7 separate regions of the Mus musculus genome follow, and all the other regions are linked to region 2. The links are chromatin loops, found by intact Hi-C in ENCODE. Cell type or tissue: heart. All regions are shown on one strand. Region 1 overlaps Gm38791 (a long non-coding RNA gene). Region 2 has its middle 62 kb from the start of Gm33429. Region 3 overlaps Svopl (SV2 related protein homolog (rat)-like). Region 4 overlaps Trim24 (tripartite motif-containing 24). Region 5 overlaps Gm38791 (a long non-coding RNA gene). Region 6 overlaps Atp6v0a4 (ATPase, H+ transporting, lysosomal V0 subunit A4). Region 7 overlaps Trim24 (tripartite motif-containing 24).

Region 1 (4,000 bases), 130 kb before region 2:
TCAAGGCCAACCCTGTCTACATAGTGACTTATAAGACAACCAAAGCTATATAGTTTTGTTTGTTTGTTTGTTTGTTTTGTTTTGTTGTTTGTTTTTAAAGCACAGAAACCTATCACTTACTATGCTACTTAAAATAAAGTTGATAATTTTCAAAAGAGGGGGGATGTGGGTGATATGAGTATGTCTGTCACTCAGTGGTGGAGTCACTTGGGTTTGATTCCCTACCAGCTGAAGCAGGAATAGCAGTGTGACATACATTCATGTGGTGTTGAAGACAGAGGCTGACCTCTCTGAGATGGCCGGAGAACCCACCAAGGATGAGGCAGAGTGTGTACTCAGCATCAGGTAGAATCGTGAACCCAGAAGGATGGAGAATCCAACCAGGTTATGGCCAGTGGTCTAGACAGCAAGTTCTGTGGTGACCTGGAGATATGAACAAGGAGTAAAGCCCATGGCAGGCGCTGGCATGTCAGGATGGTTCTAGTTTCATTTCTATAGCTGTGATATTTTAATATCCTGACAAAAGGCAGCATAAGGAAAGAAAGAGTTTATTTAGCTTACTCTTCCAGGACATAGTCCATCACTGCTGGCAAGTCAAGGCAGAAAATCATCACATCAGGCATTGGTTACTTGTCTTTTGCTCTGATTAAAAACAAACAAACAAACAAACAAACAAACCAAAAAAAAAAAAATCCATGACCATGGCAACTTATGGTAGAGAAGGTTTATTCAGCTTACGTTCTGGATGGGTGAAGTCCACTTGATGGAGAGCTCACATCCTTTTTCTTTTTCTTTTTTTCCAAGACAGGGTTTCAGCTGGGTGTGGTGGCACACACCTTTAGTCCCAGCACTCGGGAGGCAGAGGCAGGCGGATTTCTGAGTTCGAGGCCAGCTTGGTCTACAAAGTGAGTTCCAGGACAGCCAAGGCTACACAGAGAAACCCTGTCTCAAAAAAACAAAAACAAAAACAAACAAACAAACAAAAAAGAACTGGAGGATGGATGGGCTATGTAACCTCAAAGCCTGCACTGTAACGGGCATCTTCTGGCAAAGCTACATTACCTAAATTTCCCCCAGACAGCACCACCAGCTGGTAACCACATGTCCAAATACCGGAGAGGGCGGGAACATTTCTCATGCAAAGCACCACATAACACATCCACAGTCAAGAACAGGACAAAGATCATTTCTTGCTTGCTTAGTGCTCAGTTAGCTTCCTCTACTGGTATATAGCCTGAAGTCTGACTCAGAGAACTGTGTCACCTACATTTACACTGAGTCTTTCTATATCAATTAACAATCAGGAAACTCCACCAGAACTGCCTACTCTGCCCAGAGGACCTGGTTTCCATTCCTAGCACTCACATGGCAGCTCGCAACTCATCTGTAACTCCAGTTCCTCGGAATCTGATGCCTCTTTTGGCCTCCCCAGGCAATAGACATGAAAATGGTGTGGAGACACATGCAGGCAAAACATCCATACCACATAGAATAAATAATGAAAAGAAAAAGACAGTGTCCCACAGGCAAGCCACCCTGATCAAGATAACTCCTAAGACTTTCTGCAGATAATTCTAGGTTGTGTGAAATGAAGTCAAACTTAAGTAGAACAAAGGTCCTCGTGTCTGAGACCAGAGAACCAAGAACAAAAGCTACACAGTGGGTGTGTCGAAAAACAAATGATTCTGTAGGTAGGCCCTTTCTGTTAATAAATAGGCTACATACCTAAAACTTAATGAGTAAAATAAAACAGCTTCAAAGACTCAAAGGGGCTATAAATTTTGTCTATAGAATACAGAACAGAATAATATCCTTCTTGCTCAAGGTTCCTCCTATTTGGCCTCATCTTCAAAACCATCGCCACAAATGTTTCTCTAAAATACAAACCCAGACAATTTTCCATTAAAAAGCTTTGGATGGTGTGAGACCTGAGCTCTACAGCCAGGGAGTGATAATTTCAGGGAGCTGGAAGCAGATGGAACATACTTTATTCACTCTGGCGAAGGCAGTCAAGCACCCCACTTCCAGGTTTCAGTAGTATAGTTACAAAGAATCAGACAAAAGTGGCATCTTGCCAGAGATGACTCATAGTTACATAACCAGGGATTACATCATTGTTTATTTGTATAAGCTGCTAACTCATGGTTCCCTGGATATCCGGTGTTCTTATCTTAGCTCATCGTGAGTATCAATGCTGGCACCACGGTGTCTAGATGCTAATTGGCCCTTAGGGCCTTTGTTCCACTCAGATGGCCTTTCTGTGCCTGTAGCAAAGTCAACTCACTGGAAAGATTCTAAACCCTCCACTGTCCAGCCCACTCTCGATAGGGATTACTGTCCACCCAAGCTCTTAAACACTGCTTACCAAAGTTTGCATTTCATGGGACAGTACTAGTAGTGTGCGAGTACTACATCTGTGGCTATAATTATTTGCCACAGAGTGAGTAGAGTATTAAGAACCAAACTTTATTTGGCTCACAGTTTTGTAGGCTAGGAAGTCGAGATCGGGTGGCCACAACTGGTGCATTTTATGACTGGAGACTCTGAAGAGATTCTGTACAAATGGTACAGGCCTTTATATCATCATATGTTGGGAAAGAGAGTAGCATTTGTGGTGGTTTGAAAAAGAATGACTAGGACAAAAGCTGGGAGTGACCACGGTGTTGTTAGAAAAGCGTGAAGACTTGGGACTTTCGATGAACAAAGCTTTTGAACGCTGTGTTCCGGGCTTAATGGGCCATCCTAGTAGTGGCTCGGAAGACAGTAGTGCTGAGGTCAGTATGAACTATGGAGGTCTAGCTCAAGACGTTTTATAGTGGCTGCTGAACTATAGTTATACCATCATGTGAAAATATTCCTAATTTCGAGACATGGTTTCTCTGTGTAGTCCTGGCTGCCCTAGAACTCACTTTGTAGACCAGGCTGGCCTCGAACTCAGAAATCCACCTGCCTCTGCCTCCCAAGTGCTGGGATTAAAGGCATGCACCACCACTGCCCGGCTCCTAAGAATACTTTAAGAACTAAAACTATCTTGGGCAAACTGGTTTTGGCTCACTTAGGCCAGCCATAAATTAACCATAAATTCCTAGAGTAAACTGGTCTCTGGACCAGTCATAAATTCTTATACAATATGTCCCTGACCTAAAGGTTATAAGAACTGCCTGACTACTTAACTGCTGTCTCTGAAAACAATGTTTGCTTACTATACATGTCTAGAGCTACTTTTCTGTATATGTTACAATTGAAGTTTTTGCCTTTTAAAACTTGAACAAACTGGAGATTGGGACAAATGGTAGTGAATAAAGACTTCATATGATTTATTCAGGCACCTTGGGAGTTTTCTTCTTCAGGTACCCCATAACAGTTTCAAAGGGAAACAGTAATAACTACTAGACTATGGTGATATTTTGACCAAAAAAAAAAAAAAAAAAAAAAAAATTGTGGCTGCCTTTTGCCTTTGCCCTAAGGTTACATTGAAGAGTTTTGACCTAATTTCATTGGGAAAGGAGATTTCAAGCCAGATTAGTTTCGACTGTGTCATGTGATTATTAGTGATCATGTTTTTACATACAGTTGGGAACAAGCAAAAGAAATTTAATCTAAGTGCTACCATGTAGTTTTCAGAAACTAAATTCAAGGTTCCAGGCCCTAAGGGAGCCTGTAGCTGAATGGCTTCTGTTGTAATCAGTTGTCTGAGTCCAGACAGCTCAGGGACAACTTGTAAGGAGACAGATGTTGGAGTCAAGCCATCTCAAGGCTGACTTCTCCATCTTGCTGGCAGGGTCAAACAAGTTCATGTTCCCAGGCCTAGGAATGAACACCTATTCCATTTTTCCAAATATTTTCTTAATTGTAGGTCAACTGGCAAAGAATATAGAAATTGCTGTTATCTAAACAAAGGTACATAAATTGTAAAAATATATAACCATTTTCCTGTTATGCACGAGTTAACTACATGCAGCTGATCAGCTCCTTTGATCCCTTATCACTCTGAGCTCCG
Region 2 (4,000 bases):
TGCTCTCCTCTTTGGCAATCCAGGTGAGGGTCTGCATCCTTTCCTTAGTCTGATGTGTGTGATAAGTTCTTGGACCTAGTTTTTTCTGGCATAAATTTTAATATTTCCCTGTGCTCCCACAGTCCCATATACCATAGGCAATTTATAGAGTGGTGCCCCTTCTATCTTAAAGGATAAGTTATTTATTAGTCTGTATACTATAGGCAGTATAGGACACATGGTGGTGTTTGCATACTTGCCTCTGTATTTGCATCCAAAATGGAGGCTGTCTATCAGTTTTTACAATATCACGGAACAACTCGATCTCAGCACTCTTCTGCAGGTCTCACGTCATCTGACTTTTATTTTCATGTGATTGGAAGCCTTCCTTGTCCCACCTACTACTTTCCAAAAGCAAGAATTAGGGCTGGAGATGTGGCTCAGAGGTTAGAGCATTGCTGCTCTTCCAGAGGACTCTGTTCAAATTCTGGCATCCACATGTTGGCTCACAGTCATCTGTCGCTGCAGTTCCAAGGAATCTGACACCCTCTTCTGGCTTGCTTGGGTACCAGGCACATGTGTGGTACACGTGCGTACATGTATGTGCAGTCAAAACACACATACACAGAAAAGAAAAGAAATAAATCTTAAAAAAAAAATAAAAATAGTGATCCCTAGAGGGCTCTTCATTGCTGGAGAAAGAGGATAGGCAGTCCGGCATTTTGAGTTACACCTGGCTTCTTATCAGATACCCACGTACACACCTCGATGATCTCTATTGTTTACCTGATAAAAATAAAGCTAATACTCTCTGACATCCACAGAACTCTTATCTTCAGCTAGCTTTCCCTGTGGCCAGAGCTTTCCTTTTTGTAATGTGTCTGATCTTTGTGCTTGAAGGGTGTAGGCGAGGCTTTGGGTAGAGGTGGTACTGTGGCCGGGTGGTAGATGAAGGGGCTCAGGGAAGCTCTTCTGTCTGTCAGTGTGGAGAGCTGCTGTGTTACTCGGGTCCGCAGAGTCTCTGCTGTCTCTGTGTGTGAAATCTGACACTGTTCCCCGGGTGTGCATGAGCACTCTTTGTTCACAGCCCCTCCTCCACAGTGAAAAAAAAAAATCCTCCTAGCCCATGATATATAAATCATAAATAGACCTGTATGGTATTATAACTTGGATCTTGCCTCTGTTCCATTTGTTGTGATTTATGTCTGCTCTTCTTTTCCTCTTTATTATCTCCTTAATTGTAATCATTTTTTTTTGTTGTTGTTGTTCAGTTGCTCTGCATTTTATTTTGTTATTTCTCTTAGGAAAGTCTACTTGGCTTTAATAAGGGGAGCATCACTTAACTGAGAACAAATGAGAACATATAGCTTGAGCAGTATCTGATTTGTGAAAGAAATCTGTTGATAGAAGAGGCTCCAAGGTTTTCAGTTTGTAGTTATCATTTTTCTTGACTTGCTGGTTACACTGGGTTAATATTGTATTTAATACTGGATCACACACACACACACACACACACACACACACACACACACACGAAGAGAGAGAGAGAGAGAGAGAGAGAGAGAGAGAGAGAGAATATGACTAAGACTATCTGGAATTTTTGTTTTCCGGGGATTGTAGCTTTGAAACTGGTGACGTGAAGCGATTGCAAAGAGAGCTATAGCTATTTAGGGATGATATTTGGGCCCTGAAAACTCTACTCTGTGCTTTTCCCATGCGCAGGGTAGAATAAATTCACGAAGCTCCTTCACTGTTTCTTCTATAGAAGTGGCCACCATTCAGGGTTTCCTCCGTCCCTTTATAGATGCAAATGATCTGCTCAAATCATCTATACAAAGTGAAAAGGCCTCCTCAAATCCAATCCTTGAAGGAAATCTCCTTGAGAGTTAAATCTCAAACAAAGGAAGAATAGACCAGGGCTTATTTATCTTCTACTTGCTTTGGGGATTCCTAGGCAGATCGTACAGAAGTGAAGAAAAAAAGCTTAGGGCTATACAGTCTTTCCTCTGCTTTTCGTTTCTTCCTCCTCTGTGAAATGCAGTAGACAGGCTCGCCCAGAGGCAAGAGAGCCCAGCGGTTTCTAAACCTGAACTAGAGGGCAAAGCCTAGTAGTACTGTGAAGACCTTTGTTCTCCATTACGAGAAGATTAGAATCCAGAGGAAACTGTGTGAATGTGTGAGCGTAGGCAAATGAATAGTAATTTTTCCTTATGGGAGGCTTAGCAAGCAGGATGTAGAAGGCTTTCCTTTCGGAGATTATGAGAAATCAGACTTGAGAAGGATCTTTTCCCATATTCTGCCTCCTTTTGAGAAGAGGGCGTTTGTTATTCACAGTGCCCGAGCTAAAACAAAGATAGACTTGGGCTCCCCTAGTGGCCTCCCCTGACCTTTGCTCTTGAGAAATCCTCCCTTCCCCCATCAAAGGCAGCTAGCCTGCCAAGCACCAGTATTCTACAAAACCTCTCTTACCTTGTAAAAATGTATGTGTGAAGGGATTCAAACTCTACCTGGTAAAACTTTTGTTTATGCACAAGACCTGCTAAATCCCTGGAACGGATGGATTGGACAGTAGCCCGTCCCTCTCTTCTTTCCTTTGCTTCCTTCCTGCAGCTTTCCAAATTAGCCAATCAGAACTAGTCTGCGAGGTTGACCGCCCAATCGAAGAGAAATAACCAACTGTCGCTGCCGCCTTTCTCTAGGGATGACCATCAGGCTCCCGTGCTGGCCCTGTTCGGGATGTGATGCACTCTCTTTGCAAAAGGAAATCGCCTTGGAGTTACTTCCTCACTATTCATGTGATCCTTCCTGCAACATTGAGATTATTCTTTTCCAACACTCAGTCTTTCAGACTTTTAAAGTCAGATGAGGAGCCTTCTGGTCAGCGATGATGGAAATAGTGGTGTTCCTCCAGTTAGAGTGGAGAAAGAGAAGAGAAAAACTCTAAGAAACTGCCACGAGCAAATGAAGGAATTTGTGTACTGGGGTTGTCGTTATACTCATGATAAAATACTTCAGTAGACACATTTATGTCCTTAGGTCAGAGGACAGTTCTGTGCACTCAGTTCTTTCTTCTCTTTAAGTAAATTGCTGGCCTAAAAATGTTATTAAAAGCAACAATGGAGCAAAAAAGACTGGAAACAAATAAACATTTTGGAGAATATCATTCCCCAAATTGAGAAACAACGGAGGTTTTGCTTGTGAATCACTGGATATATCTATCCACGATCTTGCTCAGTATCATAACAATTTGCACATGCTTATATAATTTGAGCATGTTTTCATGTTACTGAGCATGCTTTTTCTAGAACCGATAATGCGACTGATAATATCGCCTCAGAACGGCTGGCATCCTGGTCGAGGATTACCAAACTCAATTTCTTCTTCCCTTCCTCTCCTTCCTCCTTTTCTGCTTATGCAGAAGATTAAAGCAAGGTGAAGGGGCCTGGGGCTGGGACAGGGGTGGGACCTGGTGCTGGGGCTGGGACAGGGTGGATCAGGGCCGGAACTAGGGGTCGGGGGTAGGACTTATAAAATACTAACATGTGTGAAAAACACATGATTATTAAATCAGCTTTGTCAATGAATTATATACAAATATACCATGGTCCTCCTACTAGATTTTTTTTTAATGGAGTAATAGGAAATTGAGTTTTGCATCATATCATGTGTGACATTTCTCTCTTCCCACATGCTTATGTAATGCTAGCATTCCTCAAGGATCCCAGATAAGAACAGTTTCATCAGGAATCTCTTATTTACAGATTTCTTTGCAAAAGATTTTCTTTCTACTCTTTCCTTTTGTAAGCGTTTGACAACCTAGTTAGCAATCGTCATGAATTAAAACAGTTCAGATCAGAAAGCTCATGACTTGAAACAAGATGCTCTAGGGCTTACATCTGTAACCTGACATGTGGGAAAGAATGAACTTGCCCTCATAGATAAACACGTGACAAGTACTTTCATACTTCCGTGTTTCTGACAGTAATACATTCTCACTAAAACGGTGAAAGCTTCAGAAAGC
Region 3 (4,000 bases), 420 kb before region 2:
AGCGTATTTGCATATGTTAATCTGGAGGATGAGACTACTTAAATCAAAGCAGTTAGGGACATATATGACATAGCATTTGAGAGACATTATATAATAATGACAATAATCAAGGCCAAAGTGCTCCTCAGATACATACTTCTCATGAACAAAATATTTTTGTGACCACAGATGAGTTCCTTCTTGTTAAGGTACACAATGGCTGCAAATGTTTAGTACTCTAGGCAAGATGATATCTAAAGCATGCAGGCCACGGGAACAGCACCTTTCTCGCTGAGGACACCTTCTTCAAGGACCACACAGGTATCAGTGTCAGCTCTGCAAGAGAGGCCACTCGCTCGGCAAAGCAGGAAGAAGGCTCCTCCTTCTTTTTTCCTGTGTGTTGAAAGCTCAGATGTATTTCAATCTATAGAAGCATCCTTTGCTGCCTCTGGAGTCTATCTTCATGGGGAAGAGTTTAATTTGCTTCATTACCGAGCACCAACAAGATGCATGATGCAGTGTTTGGATATTGGAACTAGCTTTAACAAGTTGGCTTTACATTATTATTGTTGTTGTTATTATTATTGCCTTTAAGGAACTGTGGTAGGGGAGGGAATGAGGGGAAGAGGGAATGTGAAAATAAGAGAAACAAAGGCACTTTAAATCCCATCTAGTGCAATCAGCCACTATGTACTTCACTTCCTTAACCAGTTTGAATGTGGAGAATTCAAGTCTGGGACGCTTCGTGTCCACTCCTAAGGTATTGCCAAGGTTTCTCATGGAGTGAGCTGCTTCAGGCTTTCCTTGGTGGTAGCTGTCAGTCTTAAGTGCTAGGGTAGCGTTATGACATAAATATTCCGGGGCTCTACCCAGAGATGCAGATGGTAGAGATGGAGACCCGCTACCTGCACTTTAAGTACCCACGGCCAAGTCTGAGTCGGCTGCTCTGTGTGCCTTTCTGAGGACGGCTGCGCCATCCACTGGGAGAGTGGGGCTAGGAGCTGGCTTTCCTCTCACAAGATTCTTTCCTCTTTTAGTTTCTACAACAGGTGATTCAATAAGTTCAAGCATAAACTTTCCAGGCCTGAAGAGATAGCTTAGTGCTTAGAATGTTTGCTGTTCTTCCAGAGGACTGACGTTCAGTTCGAACACCCAACATCCATGTCGGGTGGCTGACATCTGTCTATAACCACAGGTCTGTGATACCTGATGTCCTCTTTTGGACATCTCAGGTACTGCGCACATATAGCACCCTCCCCCCATATGCATACACACACAAAATATATTTTAAAAGTAAAAGCCATATACATCAGTTAGTAATATGTTTACATAATCTAAAGCCTAAATATATAAATTTTTAAGTCAAATGCATTTTTAAAAGCAAATTTTTTGCTGGGCAGTGGAAGCACATGCCTTTAATACCAGCACTTGGAGGCAGAGACAGGTGAATTTCTGAGCTCGAGGCCAGCCTGGTTTACATAAAGAGTGAGTTCCAGGATAGCCAGCGCTACACCAAGAAACCCTGTCTCAAAAAACAAAACCAAAAACAAACAAAAACAAAAACAAAAGTGAATGTTTTGACGTATCTAGTTGTTAAGAAATTGACTGCAATAAAATAATAAAATCCAGGTTCACATATTCCAAGCAAACAAAGGAGAATTTTACTATAAAGTAAAGGCTTGCTACAGTGCAGAAGGGACCTGCACAAAGCTTCCATGGAGCTAGACCAAGGACTATTCTCCTTTTTTCTGGGAAGCATCTGGGAATCAGGTGCCTTAATCCTAGCCAAGTATCTTAGCTCATGCTCTTATAGCAACTTATCATAGACGGAGGAGCTAGGGGTGTGGCTCAGTTGGAAGAGTGTCTACCTAGCATGCAAGTAACCCTGGGTTCCAGCCCCTGCAATCCCAGCACTTTGGGAGGTAGAGGAAGGAGGATCAGAAGTTCAAGGCCACCCTCACCTACCTAGTAAGTTTAGAGCCAGGGCTAGGTGAGACCCTGTTTCAGAAAACAAAACAAAACAATCAGACTGAGTAGCTTATAAATAACAGAACTTTCTGACAGCTCTAGGGACGGGAAGCACAGGATTAGATGTCTGTAGAGTTGGATTTTGTGAGGGCCCTTTCTGCCTTGCTGGCTGATGGCCACCTTCTCATTGTATCTGCATCCATGAAAACGCCTCGTGTGGCCTGCTTTATAAGGTTGCAAGCACCTCCCAAAGGACCCACTTCCAAAAAGAACATGCTCGTATCTGAGATTAGGATTTCAACATAGGGACTTTGGAGGGGCATATAGACCTACAGGGTCAATGGCATTAGGAGTCCCGTGTTTCAGCGATGTATGATATACTGAGACCTTCTATGGATGGGTGGTTAAGTCCTGGTAGCACAGCCTGATGTGTGGAACAGCTAGGGAAAGTAGCGTGTCAAAGCAACGAAGACTGCCCTCTTGTGGCCAAACATAAACAAGACAATCTTATGAAGATGAGACCATTATGCAAATAAATGAAGGCACAAGTGTATGCCTCACACACACACACACACACACACACACACACACACACACACACACGTGCACGCACACAACTCAGCACAAAGGACTGCCAGTGGGAAAGTTCACTCAGAGAATGGGGCATGGCAAACAAATGGAGCCTTTGTTAAGAGGAAGGAGGTCTCTTCACCTTGAATCCTCTTTCAGTGACTAATTTAAGAAATGGTTTCTGGAGTATAAATCCCCCCCCGCCCCTGCCCCATCATAGAAAAAAAATTTTGTAGCAGTATTTATGTAGCTCACTAATAGTCTTTGTTTTATGAAATAAAATTGTTATTCTCTTATTATACCATATTAGTTATATCATGTTATTGTATCTTCTAGGTTTTTATGTATTAATTTGGGAATTTTACACATGAGTTCTGTAGTTACATAATTTCCACCCTGTCTTTTTCTCCAACTTCTCCCATGTCCACCCCTCACTCCTTCTCAAGTTTGTGATTGCATAATTATTATTTTACACACACACACACACACACACACACACACACACACACACACACACACACGCAGCCTACCGAGTCCATTTAATGTTGCTTGTATATGTATGTGCTTTGGGCTGCCAGCTAAGAGTTGGATACCGTATCAGTAGACTTGTACCTAGAGAAGACTGCGTGCCCCTGTCTCATTAGCTCTCACTTGCCTGAAGCTTTTCATCTAGGAGCGGAGCCCTTGTGAGGCGTCCTTCATCCACACTGGCATGTTTGTATTGTTGAGATTTCATGGTAAAGCTCCCTATTGTACAGAAGACACTATCGTGTAGCAGACTTTCCTGTCTTCTGGGTCTTACAGTCTTCCTGCTTCATCTTCTGTGATGTTTCTGAGCCTTAGGTGTAGGCTAATTGTATTACATTGACTGCAGCTGGGCACCCCATGGTCAGCTGCTCTTTGCTTTTTGATCAGTTGGGAATTTTTATAGCGTCTCTTTCTGATGCAAAACGAAGGTTCTTTGATGAGGGATGAGAGCAACACTTATTTGTGGCTGTAAATAGTTAGAAAACAGCAAATATATTAGTTCAGGAAAATGGTAGCAGGCTCTCCTTTAGGGAGACTCCCCTAGCTACAGGTTGACTAGGTTTGCAGTACCAGGCTTGAATTCTCTCCTGCTGAGCAAGCCTTGGGCCCTGTTAGACAGTTGTTGGTTACACTTAAGATGTCAGTACCACCATTGCACCATTGGGAATAGCTTGCCATGTTGCTGGTGGTTGTAGGAGTTATATGTTATCACTAGGTAGGGCTGGCGATTGCTCCTCTCTCTTGGCAGCTTGCATAGCATCATTAGACACGAGAACTCGTCCTCTGGGAAGAGGCTTCCAGGTCAGTTCCGTCTCAATTCCTCCAAGTCTGTGTCCAATGTGTGTGTTGTCTTCAGCGATAGCTATTACCTTCAACTTTGGGGAAGCAGCCAAAGGCAACAGCAATAAGAACCTCTATTGTTGGGAGTCTCTCTGATTCTTCTGGCCAACAACTC
Region 4 (4,000 bases), 360 kb before region 2:
TCTGGAGCCATGAGGGGAGGGAAACTCAATTTAAGAAATCCTTTTCTTGCCTCTTAAATGGGATTAGTACTGCAAGTATTGGTATAATTACATTTTGAGGTCTAGATTCTTCATCTGATTCTTGTTTTACTATAACAACAGGAAAATCATAATTTTCAGGTGGTCCACTGTTTTCCTGTTTTATTCGAATTGGCTCCAGCATGACTACTGGGACCTTGTGAGTAGAATCAGCTCCTGCTGGTTTGCTGGAAGAGCCAGAGCTGTGAGGGAGAAAGACGGAGAAGGAGACACGATCAGACAACCTAAAAGTGGTAAACTGAAGAACATTCTGGAATACTGCCACTTCACAATAGTAACGTATATCAGCAGTGAATGATGTTTAAAGCGCAGTTGTGGAATGCAGTACTCATTTCCTCGATGATGACAGAAAGGCCTTACATACTAACCTTCTAAACAGATTTATCACGGATCTGAAAATTACTAAAACCTGATTTATACCTAAATGACTTGACTATTCTAAGTATTTTCTTCAGGATGGGGGGTGTCATTATTCCCTAAACAATGCAATATAACAAGTAACTATTAAACAGTCAAATTGTATTAGGCAGCATCAGCAACCTAGAGATGATTTAAAGCATGCATAAAGATATGACCAGATTATATACAAATACTGTACCACAGAGGACTTGGACATCTGCAGGTTTTGGTACACTCGGATGGGCCCTGGAACTGATTCTCTATGGATACCGAGGGAAGACTATACCCATAAATACGGTTAATCTGTTTACCTTCCTCGACTTCCAACACTGGAGGCACTAGGTGAACGTATTGGGGGATGGACGCTAGTCATAGTAACAGGCCCTGAGAAGGAAACAGACACGCACAGGTGAATGAATCATCTATGCAATCAAGTTTGTTGAACTGTTCATTAAGTTATACCAAAACCAGGACCATCCAATAAAACTCTACAAAACCATAGGCATATCTTTAATATTTTGTTACACCAAAGTTTACAGTCATGACGCTATGGACTTCTAGGCAGGGAGAAAGTCTGTCCATCACAGGATATCTACCAACCAGGGTTCCACTAAGAAAACACTTTTAAGTCTTTCCTGCAGTAGCGTCATAGGTAGAAGACTGCAGGGTCTGTGAAAACTACAGAAGAGAAAGGGGCTAATATAAAGGAGTTCTGGGGATAGAGGGTGGCTTAGGGGTAGGTACTAGTCAGCAAGCCTGACAGCTCCAGCTGCATCCCTGGCTCCACCCAACAACAATTCATAGCAAAAGTGAAAGTCAGACTCAGATGTGAGGGAATAAACAAGAGGTTCTGAACTGCTGCCATAAAGAACCTCAGCTCAGGAGCTCAACTGGCTCAGGAGGGAAAGCAGCTTCCTGCCAAGCTGGATGACCCTAGCTATCCCTGGGATCCACACATGAGGAGGAGAGGTTAGATTCCCACAAACTCTTTTCTGACCTCTACATGCATGCTGTGGCACTTATATACATGTGCACATACAGCAGTAGGTGTAAGACTATTAATAGTAAGTGAAATCCCTACTCTGGAGGCAGTAGAGGTCATATGGGAATCTGTCTAGTGTCGGGCAGTCCATAGGAGATAAACGTCAGCCTCAGAAATATTAATATGATGCCTTCAGTACAGTATGTAGGAAGGGTCCCGCTGACATCTGTATCACCGCTATCATCACAATTAAAATCGTAGCTAATTCAGTAGTAAGAAACCAGAACCTGCTTAGACTCTTCTACAACTGGAGAGAGGAACAGTTTTGTTTAGTCTATTTTGCTAGATGCCTTTATTGGGTAGGGATTACTGATTCACCCGTCTTTCATCACCAAGAACATTCCTTATTTATTCAAATGCATTTGTCTTTTATTTTATTGTAGGTTTATTATTAAAATAGGAACCTCTACTTAAATTTTGTAACCACCTTATTTTTTGGTAACATTGCTGAAAAAATTAAGTACTCTCCTTCCCATTATTCCAAGAAGATTCTGTTTGTGGCTAACTTCCTAAGAACTGAAAGTCTCTCCTCCAGGGAAAAGGGAGGCTCCTGAGACTCAGGAAGCTGAAGAAGTTATGTTAGGCAAGTGCGGGGACAGAAGAGCTCTTTGGCAGGGTCCTGGGGTGGGGTTGGGGGGTGGGGCTGCAAACCGTGCAGGTGGCTACAGGGATCCTCTTTGCTGAGTTACCAGCCACACTGGCAGGGTATGGTGAGCTCACTGGTTCACCGGGCTAGACCTGAGTGCAGTTCTTGCTTTAGCTAATTGTCACCAGCATATTATCTGGATGTATCTGTTAATGTCTCCCCAGGATGTCACACAAGAGACACCTCCTATATCAAGACTCCAGGAGTATATTTCCAGTGTTTCTTGTGGCAATCAATTAAGTATACTAAAATATTATTTTTTAAAATTTTACTTTTATGTGATTTGATTGTTCTGCCTGTATGTATGTTAAGTGTATCCTATGCATGCAATGCTTGGGGAGGTCAGCACTGAAGTTATAGGCTGTTGCAAGCCGCCATGTGTGTGCTGGTGTTGGGAGTCAAAACTAAATTCTTTATAATAATCCAAGTGAAAAAGATGACTACCAAGTCTTAAGACATAAAGCTGGACCTCCTCCCCAAGCTGACTAAGTCCAGACAAAGGTCACCAGCGGACTGTTTCGAGAATTACCACAAGATGACTCCAGACCTGACTGACGCAAACAGCAGATGTCATAACCATAAGGTGTACTTTTAGATAGTATACCTCCCCTTGTAGTCACCAAGGAAAATTACCACTGCTCCCCCGCCCTTCTGCATAAGGGTTGTTTCCCCTTTGGTCTTTTTGTATAAAAACTACAAGTTTTGCTGAATACAACGAGGCCTTGACAAGATTCAGATTGACTCTGTCTTTTCTGTGCTTGGCTCCGTTTCTCTCTCACCCCCATTTGGTTTCAGGAGCAGTCCCCTCGAGACCCACAAATAACTGGACCTGCTGGGAACAGAACCATGGTCCTCTGAAGGAGCAGGAAGTGCTCTTATACAGTGAACCATCTCCTTTCCTCCCTACGTTAAACATTATTAAATACTATTAAACTCCAACAAGCAAAACAAAACACCAAAACTGCTCTCCTCTTTTTATCCTAACTAATAACATTTGACGCTAGACAAATTACATTCTGAAAGAGATGATACCACAGCATCTAAATGTATTAATGACACTGAGATAAAACTTTGCTCTTTGGTTGCTATAATGCGAATAAATTTTGTTGAAACTACAAAAGGAACCTGTGTTTCCTTCTTTGTGAAGAATTCTAGTTTTACATGGTATAAAAACTCAGGTTGGTGGAATAGGCTCACTTATCACCTGACAACCTGAGCTTTGAAGCCAAGAATCCACTTGGTGGAAGGAGAAAAGCCAACTCCAAGTTGTCCTCTGGCTTCCACATGTGCACTATGGCACAGATACGGAAACACACACATAAATGTATATAGAAGTAATCATTGTTATTTAAAAATCGAGGCAGAACCCTCATCACCACCAAAAATGAGGCTGAGGGAAACTTAATTATTATGAGTAAAAATACGAGTTAAAACCAGAAAACATTTACAAATCCAAAAGGTGGCTTTACCTGCAAGGCCTGGAGATGGCACTGATGAATTTGGTGACTGCACCGTTCTGTTTGACGGAGGCCTCGGCTGGGCGTGATCTACACCTGTGTCTTTCCTTGCAATGTTGTCCAACATTATAGTACTTGAACAATCAATCTTCCGAGAGAAGAAATTATTTCAGGGCAAATTAATGTTGAAAACTAAAAACAACTGCAAATTTACGAGAAAACTTCAATCCTAAGTGTTATCTTTCCTTCCTCTGCTTTTTTGTTGAGGCAGGGCTTCTCTGTGCAGCCCTGGCTATCTTGGAACACAATTTACTGACGAGGCTGACCTTAGAACTACCATTAACCCACCTGCTTTTGCCTCTGCCTCTGGAATGCTGA
Region 5 (4,000 bases), 140 kb before region 2:
GTCTAGTTCTTAGGGTGCTGAGACAGGAGAATTGCTGTGACTTTGTGGCCAAACTTGGTTACATAATAAATTTCATCCCTGCAGATTTTATTATATCATGTGTTTTACCACTGACGTACATATCCAGGCCCTGTTCAGCTCTTAATATTTTAAAAATAGTTCTGTATTGGGCTATTCATCTACCAACTTTAAATTCACAACCAATCAAATCAATATAAATATTTTGCATTTTGATGGGTAGTTCACCAAATACAAAATAATAGCAGGACGGTGCTTTTTCTCTTAATGAAGTCACACATCTGTCTCGATTGCACTGCATTGAGGGGATGAAGGCTCAGCATCAGTTTTATTTTTATTTTTCATCTTTAGAGAGATAAGCACCGAGAAAACCTGATTACATAAATATGTAGATATAAGAAGTAGAAGGAGTTTTGTTACAGTTCTGCCAATCAATTCTTGGAACGATGAGTTATTTTCTAAAAAAAAAAAATCATAGAGTCATCTTTGTTGAAAATTGCTTTTAATGAGTTATCAGCTTGCTACTCAGTAAAGTCTTTCAATTCTGTTGCCCAAATCATTGGAAGTCATCTGACTTGCAAAGAGGCTCCTCTTCTGAAAGGCATTCATTTAGCCCGTCACTAGGAAGCCTATTAAAAAGTATTATAAAGGTGGCCTGTTATCTCAGTAGCAAAGATCCTTAGGAAGAATAATCAGGAAGTCCGTGATGCAGGTTAGTGGGGAGGGTCCTTGCCTAATATGCTTGAGGCCCTGGGTTTCATCCCCAGCACCTCATAAACCACATATAATCCCAGCATTGGCGTGGGGGCATGAAGGCATGATGACCTGAAGTCCAAGGTTATCTTCAACTTCACAGCAAATCTGAGGCCAGTCTGAGCTAAAGGAGACCCTGCCTTGAAAAAACAAAACAAAACAAAACAAACAAACAAAACTACTAACTTGTCAAGTTAAAAGGATTGGAAATTAGTCATTTCAACTCCTCCCCCAAACCCACCCACCCTACCCCAAAATAAAAACAATTTAACTTGATTTCTTTTTATCCTTTTCCCTTCCCTTCCCTTCCCTTCCCTTCCCTTCCCTTCCCTTCCCTTCCCTTCCCTTCCCTTCCCTTCCCTTCCCTTCCCTTCTCCCATCTCCTTTTTTTTTTTTTTTTTTTTTTTTTTTGGAGACATGGTTTCACAATGTAGCCCTGGCTAGCCTGGAACTTTCTACGTAGCCAAGGTTGGCCTTGAACTCACAGAGATCCTACTGCTTCTATTTGGAGTACTGGGATTAAAGGGACACACCAGCACTCTAAACCTGAAGAAAATTGTGATTATCTAAATTTGTGTCTAATAGGCCCTTGAAAATTAGTTGCGTATGGTAGTGTAGGACTGTAATGCCTGCGCTGAAGAGGCTGATGCAGGAGGATCCTGAGTTCAAGAATAGCCTTGGTAAACTGGGCGTGGTGGCGCACGCCTTTAATCACAGTACTCAGGAGGCAGAGGCAGGCGGATTTCTGAGTTCTAGGCCAGCCTGGTCTACGAAGTGAGTTCCAGGACAACCAGGGCTATACAGAGAAACCCTGTCTGGAAAAACCAAAAAAAAAAAAAAAAAGAATAGCCTTGGCAAATCAGTTATAGCACTATTTGTAACACTCATTTAACTTTTTTTTTCTATGTATAGCTTTTTGGTTGGGGTGCTATGCTTAACTTTTTGAAGTATTTTGTAATAAAATATAGACATGATATTGTCATTGCACAATACTTTCAGTACACAGGGAGCAAGAGATAGTTTATTCTTTTTTGTTTGTTTTTGTTTTTTCGAGACAGAGTTTCTCTGTGTAGCCCTGGCTGTACTGGAACTCACTCTGTAGACCAGGCTGGCCTCGAACTCAGAAATCTGCCTGCCTCTGCCTCCTAAGTGCTGGTATTAAAGGCGTGCACCAACACACCCGGCAATAGTTTATTCTTGAGTTAGATATGTCCAGGAACACAGGTTCAGTTTGACCTAGATAATATGTTCTTACATGGAAATGATTTCATGAAATATTTACAGTTACCGAACAACAGAAAGTCAAATCAAGGCACTTTTCAAATATGCTGGTGAGAAAAAAAGATGAAAAAGGGAAAAGAAAAAGGAAAATGTCGTTTATTGTTTTGAACACCAGGGAAGGGCAAACAGGGTCCCTGTATTTGGGGTTTCTCTTGAACTTTTAACAGAGAGTATCCTTGCTGTCTCCCTGTATCCTGCTGTGAGGCCCCAGCTCTGAAGACAGGGGATGGGGGTGGGGTGGGGGCGGGGTGGGATCGAAGCTGAAAGCCTGTAGATGAAAGGAAGCGCGGGAAGCCGGGGCAGATGACACGTGACCTTCTTTACTCTGGTGGAGGCAATGGCCTCTGGTCTCAGGGGCATATTTATACAAAAATCACACAAAGGTGGCACTCTGCCAGGGATGACTCATAGTTACATAACAGGCTACATCGTTGGTGATATGTGCTGCTGGCTGACTCATCTTCCCGGATATCCTGTGTGAGCCATATTTAGCACATTATGGATTTCTACATTGGTGCTTTGCTGTTTAAACCTTTTCGTGGCCCGTATGGCCTTCAGTTCTCTTTACCTGCCTTTCATTTTTTTCTTTCTTATAATTTTTTCTTCAGTATAGATTTGATGCCTTGTAGAATATCCCATCTTCTGGATATATTCAGTTGTTTCTATCTGATATATTTTGTTTGTCTATTTATTTATTATTATTAGTCCCTCTCTCTGTGTGTTACGTCCATATCTGTGCATACACGTTTGCCCGTGTTTGGACATGGTTGTGTGGAGGTGAGTGTGCAAAGACAGCCTGGGATAAATGAGAACCTTCCCTAAAAAAAAAGAGAGACAGAAAGAGAGAGGGAGAAGGAGGGAGGGAGGGAGGGAGGGAGAGAGAGAGAGAGAGAGAGAGAGAGAGAGAGAGAGAGAGAGAGAGAGAGAGAGAGAGAGAAAGAAAGAAGAAAGAAAGGAGAAAGAAAGAAAGAAAGAAAGAAAGAAAAAGAAGAAAGAAAGAAAGAAAAAGAAAAAAAGAAAGAAAGAAAGAAACAAATCAACAACATCCAGGTTTGGGCAAAGACTAAATTTAAATATGTATTTAATAAAATATAAAAAACATGGCTCACTTTCTATGGAATATTTCCCAGGACCAGCAGCCATCTCTTGCATTTTATTTATTTATTTATTTATTTATTTATTTTTTGAGACAGGGTTTCTCTATAGCCCTGGCTGTCCTGGAACTCACTTTGTAGACCAGGCTGGCCTCGAACTCAGAAATCTGCCTGCCTCTACCTCCCGAGTGCTGGGATTAAAGGCGTGTACCACCACGCCCGGTCTCTCTTGAATTTTCTAGGTGGGAGATGCGTACCCTAAAATTGCACTGTGCTCTGGCAATGGGTAACTAAAAGTTCAGTCTCAGAAGACTGCCTCCCACCCCCCAGTGCCCAAACCCCGGAGCTTCTAGAGACCAGCTGGTTGTAAATTGAGGCTGTTTACACAACTCCTTTCATAGGTTCAATAATTTATTACAAAGGTCTGCAGAACCCAAGGAAAAAGTGACATTTGCTGGCTTCTTACAAAGGACTACAAGAACTCATGCCTATTAAACCAACAATACTGTTATTCCTAGCATCATAGTCTAGAATATATCTCGTTTCAGAGGAAACCAATATGGTCAAAATATCCTGCTTTAATACCATGTTTTCCCCACGACAGCAGTATAAATCCAACAGGGACATGACTCCATATGTAGGCTTTATTGGCTGCTAACATGTCTCCATTTAAGGCGGCTTTACAAACTGCGTCCCTGTGAGATGCTCTGAAGGTTTTTGCACCACAGGTTATTGTACCACTCTGAGACTTGGAAAATCTTTCCTTTGTAACACAGGAGAACTGTGAAAGGGATGTGTCTGCTTTGGCCTGTGCTTGCTTTCTCAAGGTGTGTGACAGGCTTTCCCCATAGAGG
Region 6 (4,000 bases), 470 kb before region 2:
TGGTTTCAGCGTTTGGAGGCTGATTACGGGATGGATCCCTGGATAAGGCAGTCTCTAGATGGTCCATCCTTTTGTCTCTGCTCCAAACTTTGTCTCTGTAACTTCTTCCATGGGTGTTTTGTTAATAGCTGAGTAGTACTCCATTGTGTATATGTACCACATTTTTTGTATCCATTCCTCTGTTGAGGGGCATCTGGGTTCTTTCCAGCTTCTGGCTATTATAAATAAGATTGCTATGAACATAGTGGAGCATGTGTCCTTCTTACCAGTTGGGACATCTTCTGGATATATGCCCAGGAGAGGTATTGCGGGATCCTCCAGTAGTACTATGTCCAATTTTCTGAGGAACCGCCAGACTGATTTCCAGAGTGGTTGTACAAGTTTGCAATCCCACCAACAATGGAGGAATGTTCCTCTTTCTCCACATCCTCGCCAGAATCTGCTGTCACCTAAATTTTTGATCTTAGCCATTCTGACTGGTGTGAGATGGAATCTCAGGGTTGTTTTGATTTGCATTTCCCTGATGATTAAGGATGCTGAACATTTTTTCAGGTGCTTCTCAGCCATTCGGTATTCCTCAGGTGAGAATTCTTTGTTTAGCTCTGAGCCCCATTTTTTAATGGGTACCTGACTGTTTTTATATCATGTTTGTCTCTCTGCTTTGTCTCCTTAGTACTCACATCGTGGAAAACAGTCCATATTTGCAGCTGGACCCAGCCATCCCAGGAGTGTATTCTGGGAATCCCTACCCATTTGGAATTGATCCGGTAAGAATTCCTTCCGGTTATAGATGATGTGTTGTTGAGATCTCTGAATAAAGAAGAAACAACAAACTGGGGATGAGATGGGATAAACTCAGAGGGTTGCATGACAGGCAGAACTGTGTCTAGAAGATAAATTCTGCCGCACTTGGACTCTACTTCCTATATAGTTTCCTGCTCACTTCCCTCTCCAGCAGCTATCCCATTGCTGGCAATAACGAGCTTTTAAAATGCCCTTGCAGCCTGGAGAGGTAGCTCAGCTGACAAAGTGCTTGGTACTAAAAGCCTGAGGACCTGAGTTTGGTCTGCAGAACTTTCATGTCAAAAGCCAGATATGGACTGGGCATGGTGGTGCATACCTTTAATCCCAACACTCAGAGACAGAAGCAGGAGAATTATATAAATTTGAGGGTGGTCTGGTCTACATAGCAAGATTCAGTCTCAAAGAATAAAACAAAACAAAATCTTAGACATGGTGGTATGTGCTTGGAATCCCAACTATCAGGAGATGGGGCCAGGTGGATCATGGGCTTGGCCAGTGAGAGGTCCTGCCTCAAAAAAGGAAAAACAAGATGGTAGATAGTCCCTGAAGATATTCGTGCTCTCTCTCTTCTTCTCTGTCTCTGTCTGTCTGCCTGTCTGTCTTTCTGTCTCTGTCTCTCTGTTTCACACACACATACACGCATCACACACACATACAAGTTGATTGCTTAGAAAGTATACACACACACACATTAAATAAGTTACTTAATATTTTGATCAAGCGTCCTACTTTGGTATTTTCTTGCAGTGGGTAACATATTACACTGTAATGTATGATTTTAGCTTGTTTGCAGGCCAAAGGTCAAACTTGGGTATATCTTTAGGAGCAGCCTACCTTGTGTTTTGAGTCAAGATTTCTCACTGAAATCTATGACTTGCTAAGTGAGCCCCAGGGACCCTCCTGTCTCTTCCTGCTTCAGACTAAAAGCACACACCAACACCACCACACATTTTTACATGAGTTCTGGGATCAAAACCTGGATTCTCGTAGGTGCCTGGCAAACACTTCACAGACTCAGGTTCCTGTGGAGTTTTGAGATGTGTTTCCTTTGACTTATTTGTTTGCTGTTTCTTTCAGTCAACTAGATGTGGCATTTCCAAAGCCTTTACACTATGAGATCTCTGAGGGGAAAACAAAAAACAAAAAAACAAAAACCCAAGTTGTGAATGGATACAGAAGTTCATGCTCATAAAGCCACCAGGTGTCACTGTTGCGTTCCCAATCAACCATGCCTCCGGTAGTCTTGATGAATGTCATTCTCAGCTCTGTGTGGAACACAGCCTGAGTGGCCAGCTTCAGCTTCAGCAACTGAGAGCACGGCCTGGCAGTGGCTCTCCAGTCACCACCCTCTCAGTCGCCTCCCTCATGCGTGTCATCCCTGAGCTCTCCTCTCCTCACCCAAGAAAGCAGAAAGCATTGCCCAGGGGTTTTCAGACCCTACCTCTCAGTCCCAGCTGCTGCATTCTAAGTTTTATCAAAACAGGTAAAATCCTTGCAAGCCAGTTGTAAACGGCAAACGTAAAAGACAAACGTGAGTGGCTGATATTTTGTAAAGGTCTTATTTTTATTATTATTTTTTTGATTCTGCATGCCTGTGCATGTGTGCACTCAGGTTCATGTGTGCACACGCATGTGCCTATGTGAGTGCAAGTGCCCTAGCAAGGCGGAGGCATCGGGTCTCCTGGAACTGGAGTTGCACGTGGTTGGAAGCCAGACGTAGGTGCTGGGAGTGAGCACTGCGAGAGCAGCACGTGCTTCTTCTCTCCAGCTCCATGTGTTGCCTTTGCATAGAGGAAGGCTTTCTCATTGGTCAGGATGCCATGGCCAGGAAGCTGGCAAGGGGGAGATGTCAGGGTCTGGTTATTTTCCTTTGCTTTGAATCCCATTGTTCCTACCTTCTCTTCCTGCACAGCCCACACCCAACTGTCAGTGAACCCCATCTGTCCAGTTCTGCTCTCCAGGCTCAGCAAGGCGCACATTACACGGTGGTATTTTTATTCGGCTTTAAATGAAATCATGACATTCGCAGGAAGACAGATGAAACTGGAAGTTACTGTGTCAGGCTAAACCAGCCTGCTGCAGACAGACCAATGCTGCTCACTTTCTCTTCTGCAAAGCCTAGACTTAAAGTGTGTGAGTGTGTGTGTGTGTGGGGGAGTGAGGTTGGGGGGACAGGACTAGAAGGGGAATCATGAAAAGAACAAAAGAGAGCTTAAGGAGGTTGTGGGGAGGAGAGTGTCTTAGGTTGCTTTCTATCGCTATGATAAAACACCATGACCAAAAGCAACTTAGAGAGGAAAGGGTTAATTTGGCTTCCTCTTTCACATCACAGTGTGCCATTGAAAGAACCTGGCAGTGGCTCTCCAATCCTGGAGGCTCTCCAGAACCTGGAGGCAGAGACTGAAGCAGAAGCAATGGAAGAATGAATCTGTATTGGCTTGTTCTTCATGGCTTGCTCAGTCACACTTCTTACACCATCAGGACTACCTGCCCCAGCTGGCGTGCCCACCGTGGGCTGGATTCTCAGATATCAGCCATTAATCAGGAAAATGCCAACTGGACAATCTGGTGGCATTGTCTCAGCTGATGTTCTCTCTTCTCAAATGACTTCAGTTTGTGTCAAGATGACACAAATAAACACCAAACAAAACAAAACAAAACAAAACAACCCCCAAAACAAAAACCTGAGCAGGATGGATGGTAATGGAATCCAAGTGAGGATGATTTGAGAAGAGAGGGAACCAGGCAGAGTGGGAGCTGGTGTGCACTGGGGAAGACACAGGTGAAGTGGAATGAAGTAGGGCAAAGTCTAGTGACACATTCGTGTGAAGATGCCACATGAAACCTGTTACATTGTTTCCTGTTAACTTCACAAGCCAGCAGCCAGTGCTCTTAACCACTGAACCATCTCCCCAGCCTCTCAAGTAATAGGAAAACAATTTAAAAAAGAGGAACGAAACAAAAGCAGCCAAGCAGCCCAGAGTTCCCATCCTTTGTGCAATTTTGCCACTTGATCACAATTCTGAAAGGAAAGAAAAAGACCATCAGGGTCAGAGAGAGAGGCAGGATGCTCAAAAGAAAGGGGGAACTGGTAAGGTTTAGAGCTTACTCACAGGAGGCACTGGGTTCTATCCCCAGCACCACAAAAACAAAATAAAACAATTCAATTGCTTGTCATAAAATTGTATACGTATAA
Region 7 (4,000 bases), 340 kb before region 2:
CTCTTTCTAAATATGTTCATGGAAGGTGGAATAACATCACCACCTTTAATATACTTGTATGAAATCCACTTGTTTATCTGACAAACAACCCAAATCCAAGACATTATCTTGTCTCTTAACGTCTGATGCTCCATTAGAGTTTGAACCTAAAATGCCGCACAGTTTGGTGTTTTTAACACTCAGTTCCTAGCTATAGTGCTATTTTGAAGTGTGGATCATGGCTAGAAGAAGTGTTACCTAGCTGTAGCCTTCCTCAGCCTTGAAGCAGGCTATTCAGACTTTGCCGCCACTGAATACATCGCCTGGGGTGTAGGGGTGTAGCCTTCTGCTTAGATGGCTCTATTGTTATGTCAACTACTGCTGCTCTTCTCTGAGATTCCCCTGCATCCTATCATGCAGGCTACAGGCTGGCACCAGGCACAAAGGAAGGATTGGGGGTGGGGTGGGGGAGATAAAGGGTCTCCCCTATTTATAAGCACAGTCTCTTAGTAAACTCGCGGGCTTTGATCAGAGAAAAAAATTGTCTTGGCCTTGTTCTTTTCTTTCAGCCCCAGCCTGCCTTTCAGGAGTACTGGGTTCGCGTGGCCGCAGGCGGCTCACACCTAGCCCTAGTTCTTCTGGGTTGCTGCCACTGTGGACTGAGATCTAGCTGAAACAGTAAACCAAAATAAAACTGCAATGTCTAAACTTTTGGATATCATGTCACAGCTCTGACTATTGGTTTACACTTCTGGGTGGCCCCCAGTCCTTGTCACATTATGTCCTTATTTATAATACTAATATCACCATGCCAGGCAGATGCAGACAGACATCAAGTTCTGCCCTTAACATCTTAGTATTTGAGTGCCTCTTTTATATAGAACTAGTAAGAATAATTTTTTTTCAAAAAGGCTAAGCCAGAAGTGGTGATATGTGCCTATGATCCCAGCAGGGCTGTAGCCCAAGCCAGAAGAACCAACCTCGGTGGTAGCAGGGGGGGTGGGTGGTGGTAGAAAGAAAGATGAACAAACGTGAATCAGGGGAGAGAAAGGCTTTCTGCGATAGATAAAGCATCAGAAAGAGCTCCATGTTCTGAGTACTGAGGGTCAGGGATAGGGAGCTGGTAGTAGAGCCAGAAGCAGACATTCAAGGGGTAATATAAAGGTCCTTGATTGCTGAAATGGGAGGGAGAGGAGAGCAGCAAACTCATTCACCTCTTTGTACTTGCTCCTTTGTACTTCTCACTACCAGTAAAGAAATGACCAGTGCTTTACTTCCTTAAGGCTCTAGTAATGTAATTTTCCTGCCTTCCTTTTAAATCATCCACAGATTTAAGGCCCAACAGATAACAGAGAAATTCAAAGCAACTAATGTTTAAATATTTCAAAATACTATAAGATTTGACTTCTGAATGAACTTTCCCACTTTATAGGAATCAGCCAGTTTCTTTCCCTTTGTCCAATTATGAAAAACAGGAGTTAACTAAATTAGAAGACATAAAATAAAGAAAGGCTAACTCACACAAAATACTTCTACATGGTCAAAAAAATAATTAAATGAAGAGGAACAATTTCCTCTCAATTGGGAGGAAAAGTTTGCAACACACATACACATACACACACACACACACACACACACACACACACACACACACACACACACACGGGTGGGGTGGGGGGAGCATGCAAGAGAGTGAACAACAGACACTTTCACAAAGATAAAAATTTCCAATAGAGAGGCAGGTGGATTTCTGAGTTCAAGGACAGTCTGGTTCACAAAGTGAGTTCCAGGACATCTAGGGCTATTCAGAGAAATCCTGTCTTGAAAAAACCAAACCAAACCAACCAAACAAAAATCCAACAGGGCTGAAAAGATGGCTCAGCAGTTAAGAACATGTTCTTTCAGAAGACCATTTAGTACACATGCTGGGTAGCTCACATAGCCTATAACCCTAGTTCCATTGGATCTGATGCCAAGGCACCTGCACATGTATGCATATACCTACACAGATACTTAAAGTCTTTAAAAACTGTCTAATAGGTCTAAATGAATAGGTGTTCAACAATATAAACCAACAAGTTAAATGCAAATTAAAACCACAAGTAGTCAGTACATCATGCTTGCAATTACAGCTGCTAGTTAAACAGTGATCACAGTAAATGCTGGTGAGAGTCGGAGATTGGTGGGAATGTAAACTGGTATAGCTACTATGGAAAAAAGTATGGAAGTTCTTCAAACAATTCAAACCAGTACTATATGCCCTAGAAGCCCTTTAATTGGATATATTCCCAAAGAACTGAAATGCATGGCAGTAATGTCTGGACTTCCATGTCTATTGTAATTTTCATGAAGGTAAAGTACCAGGAGCCATCAAGGAGAAGCTAAACCTTAGCAGGTGATCTTCCTGAGATGATCCTGCCATGGACTGCAGTGGAAACTGCCAGTCTTCAAGTGTCATGAGTTAATTGCTTCTGAGGTAGCAAGCAGGCAACTACTTAGAGCACATTCCAAGAGTTTGTAAAACCATTAACCAAAGGTCATAAAAAGGGAACTAATGATTTATTATAGGTGCAAGGACAGAAGAAAACATATTGACTGGGTTTATCTATATGAAACTTCACTAATACCTTAAGCACAAAAATTAAGGCTTTTAACTCTCTATGAACCTATAGAGCGAGTGAGAGATGATGAATGTTTAGCTAAATAATTACTCTTAATGGATATGCATGTAAACATTCTCTGTTGACTTGAATTTATGTGTAAACTTGTGGTGAATCTTTTACCATGCAATCATGTATTCTGAAAATTAAGTGCTGAGGACAAAGAGACAAAGAACTTTTTAAGCAGAATTCCAGAAGAACGTTTTAGAGAGAAAAACTTTTTAGAAAAGAACTTTCTTAGAAAACTTTTAGAGAGAACTTAGAAGTAAAGGAATTGGAAGTAGTAGCATTGGAAGAAAAGGGCATTATTATGACACCAGAGCAGGAGGAAAGAGCAAGATTAAAAAAAATAGCTGAGAGAACTTTTTAGAGAAAACATTTTGGGGAACTCTTGTAGAAACTTTTTGTAGAACTGAAGAACTAAGAAATAATGGCTTTTCAAAGCGTCCCTTTCTTCCTTGGACTTCAACTAATAGGCAGGGAGTAGGAGCTGCACAGTTCCTGCAGACAGAACAAAGGCTACTTTACTTAATCCTCCAAGGTTTCACTATGAGGTGCTAATGCCAGAGACTGCAGTTTTCTGGCCTCAAGGAAGGCAGGCAGGTCAGCTACAGTAGCAAAGTGACTTAGACTTAAGTATATAGGTAAATGTTTTATTATTAAACAGCAACCTTAAATATCTTGCCCCTGCCAGTGCTCTTCCCTCAACCCACCTCTTACCTTCAAAAGAAAAGCAAGAAAGAAAGTAGTGCCAGTTATGGCTCCCAGCAGTAAAGACAGGAAAAGAAGTGTACAAACTGATGGATGCATATACAGATTTATAGATCTTCACATATCTACTGATGGATAAATAGCGATAAGATAGATAGATATATGTCTATATCTAATCTATATATAGTGATATATATCATCAATCTCATATACAATGGAATGTTTGGTATTTAGCAAAAAAAAAAAGAAGGAGGAGGAGGAGGAAGAAGAAGAAAAAAAAAAAACACCCCTCCCCCTGAAAAACCCTTGACATTTGTGACAAGAATAAAACTCTAGGCTATGTTATGCTTAGTGACATCACCATAACTGAAAACAGCATTAGATATGTCACATCTCAAAAAACAAAAGTCAAATGTGTAGAAACAGAATACCAGGTAGAAAGAGGCAGATAATGTTGAAATTAGTCAATGACTGTTTTTCAAAAAAATTAACAAATGAGTCTAAAGATTATTTTGCTTAAAGAAGCAGTAAAAACAACTAAATCACTGTTAATCATGATAGAAAATATACAATAAAACAATTCAAAATAAGGAATAATTTTTAAAATGCTTATAAGTCAGCATTCAGCCATACTTAGAAGAGACTTACCT

What was found. Peaks named below come from ENCODE experiments on the same cell type or tissue, not always from the same donor. Only the 100,000 strongest peaks of a DNase experiment are listed, where the experiment ranks them.
Region 1: a loop joins it to region 2, with 2.7 times the contacts of the local background. A loop is called at or near these places in 10 of 42 quality-filtered maps.
Region 3: a loop joins it to region 2, with 3 times the contacts of the local background. A loop is called at or near these places in 7 of 42 quality-filtered maps.
Region 4: a loop joins it to region 2, with 2.1 times the contacts of the local background. A loop is called at or near these places in 3 of 42 quality-filtered maps.
Region 5: it touches region 2 in a loop (8-fold over the local background); 9 of 42 quality-filtered maps call a loop at or near these places.
Region 6: a loop joins it to region 2, with 4 times the contacts of the local background. A loop is called at or near these places in 30 of 42 quality-filtered maps.
Region 7: it touches region 2 in a loop (2.3-fold over the local background); 2 of 42 quality-filtered maps call a loop at or near these places.

Annotation. Positions count from the first base shown.
Region 1 is chr6:37,721,657-37,725,656 of GRCm38, reverse strand. The region is part of intron 3 of Gm38791 (a long non-coding RNA gene); the gene reads right to left. Among named protein-coding and RNA genes, the nearest start is that of Gm38791, 9.0 kb to the right of the region's middle. In heart, no CTCF peak of the experiment used is centred here; a DNase peak (open chromatin) is centred at 2,196; H3K27ac peaks cover 1,420 bases.
Region 2 is chr6:37,590,927-37,594,926 of GRCm38, reverse strand. No RefSeq gene overlaps it. Among named protein-coding and RNA genes, the nearest start is that of Gm33429, 62 kb to the right of the region's middle. In heart, CTCF peaks have their summits at 572 (motif pointing left) and 2,354; a DNase peak (open chromatin) is centred at 2,646; H3K27ac peaks cover 1,025 bases.
Region 3 is chr6:38,006,089-38,010,088 of GRCm38, reverse strand. The region is part of intron 14 of Svopl (SV2 related protein homolog (rat)-like); the gene reads left to right. Among named protein-coding and RNA genes, the nearest start is that of Gm33494, 25 kb to the left of the region's middle. In heart, a CTCF peak has its summit at 2,410 (motif pointing left); no DNase peak of the experiment used is centred here.
Region 4 is chr6:37,953,264-37,957,263 of GRCm38, reverse strand. Trim24 (tripartite motif-containing 24) reads right to left here. Exons shown (of 19, transcript NM_145076.4): 12 at 3,635-3,770; 13 at 789-861; 14 at 92-260. Among named protein-coding and RNA genes, the nearest start is that of Gm33494, 77 kb to the left of the region's middle. In heart, no CTCF peak of the experiment used is centred here; no DNase peak of the experiment used is centred here.
Region 5 is chr6:37,731,016-37,735,015 of GRCm38, reverse strand. Gm38791 (a long non-coding RNA gene) reads right to left here. Exons shown (of 4, transcript XR_868982.1): 4 at 635-911. Among named protein-coding and RNA genes, the nearest start is that of Gm38791, 18 kb to the right of the region's middle. In heart, no CTCF peak of the experiment used is centred here; a DNase peak (open chromatin) is centred at 2,435; H3K4me3 peaks cover 313 bases; H3K27ac peaks cover 1,377 bases.
Region 6 is chr6:38,064,504-38,068,503 of GRCm38, reverse strand. Atp6v0a4 (ATPase, H+ transporting, lysosomal V0 subunit A4) reads left to right here. Exons shown (of 21, transcript NM_080467.3): 14 at 674-767. Among named protein-coding and RNA genes, the nearest start is that of Svopl, 20 kb to the right of the region's middle. In heart, a CTCF peak has its summit at 1,992 (motif pointing right); a DNase peak (open chromatin) is centred at 2,103.
Region 7 is chr6:37,933,083-37,937,082 of GRCm38, reverse strand. All of the region lies in intron 7 of Trim24 (tripartite motif-containing 24), which reads right to left. Among named protein-coding and RNA genes, the nearest start is that of Trim24, 64 kb to the right of the region's middle. In heart, no CTCF peak of the experiment used is centred here; no DNase peak of the experiment used is centred here.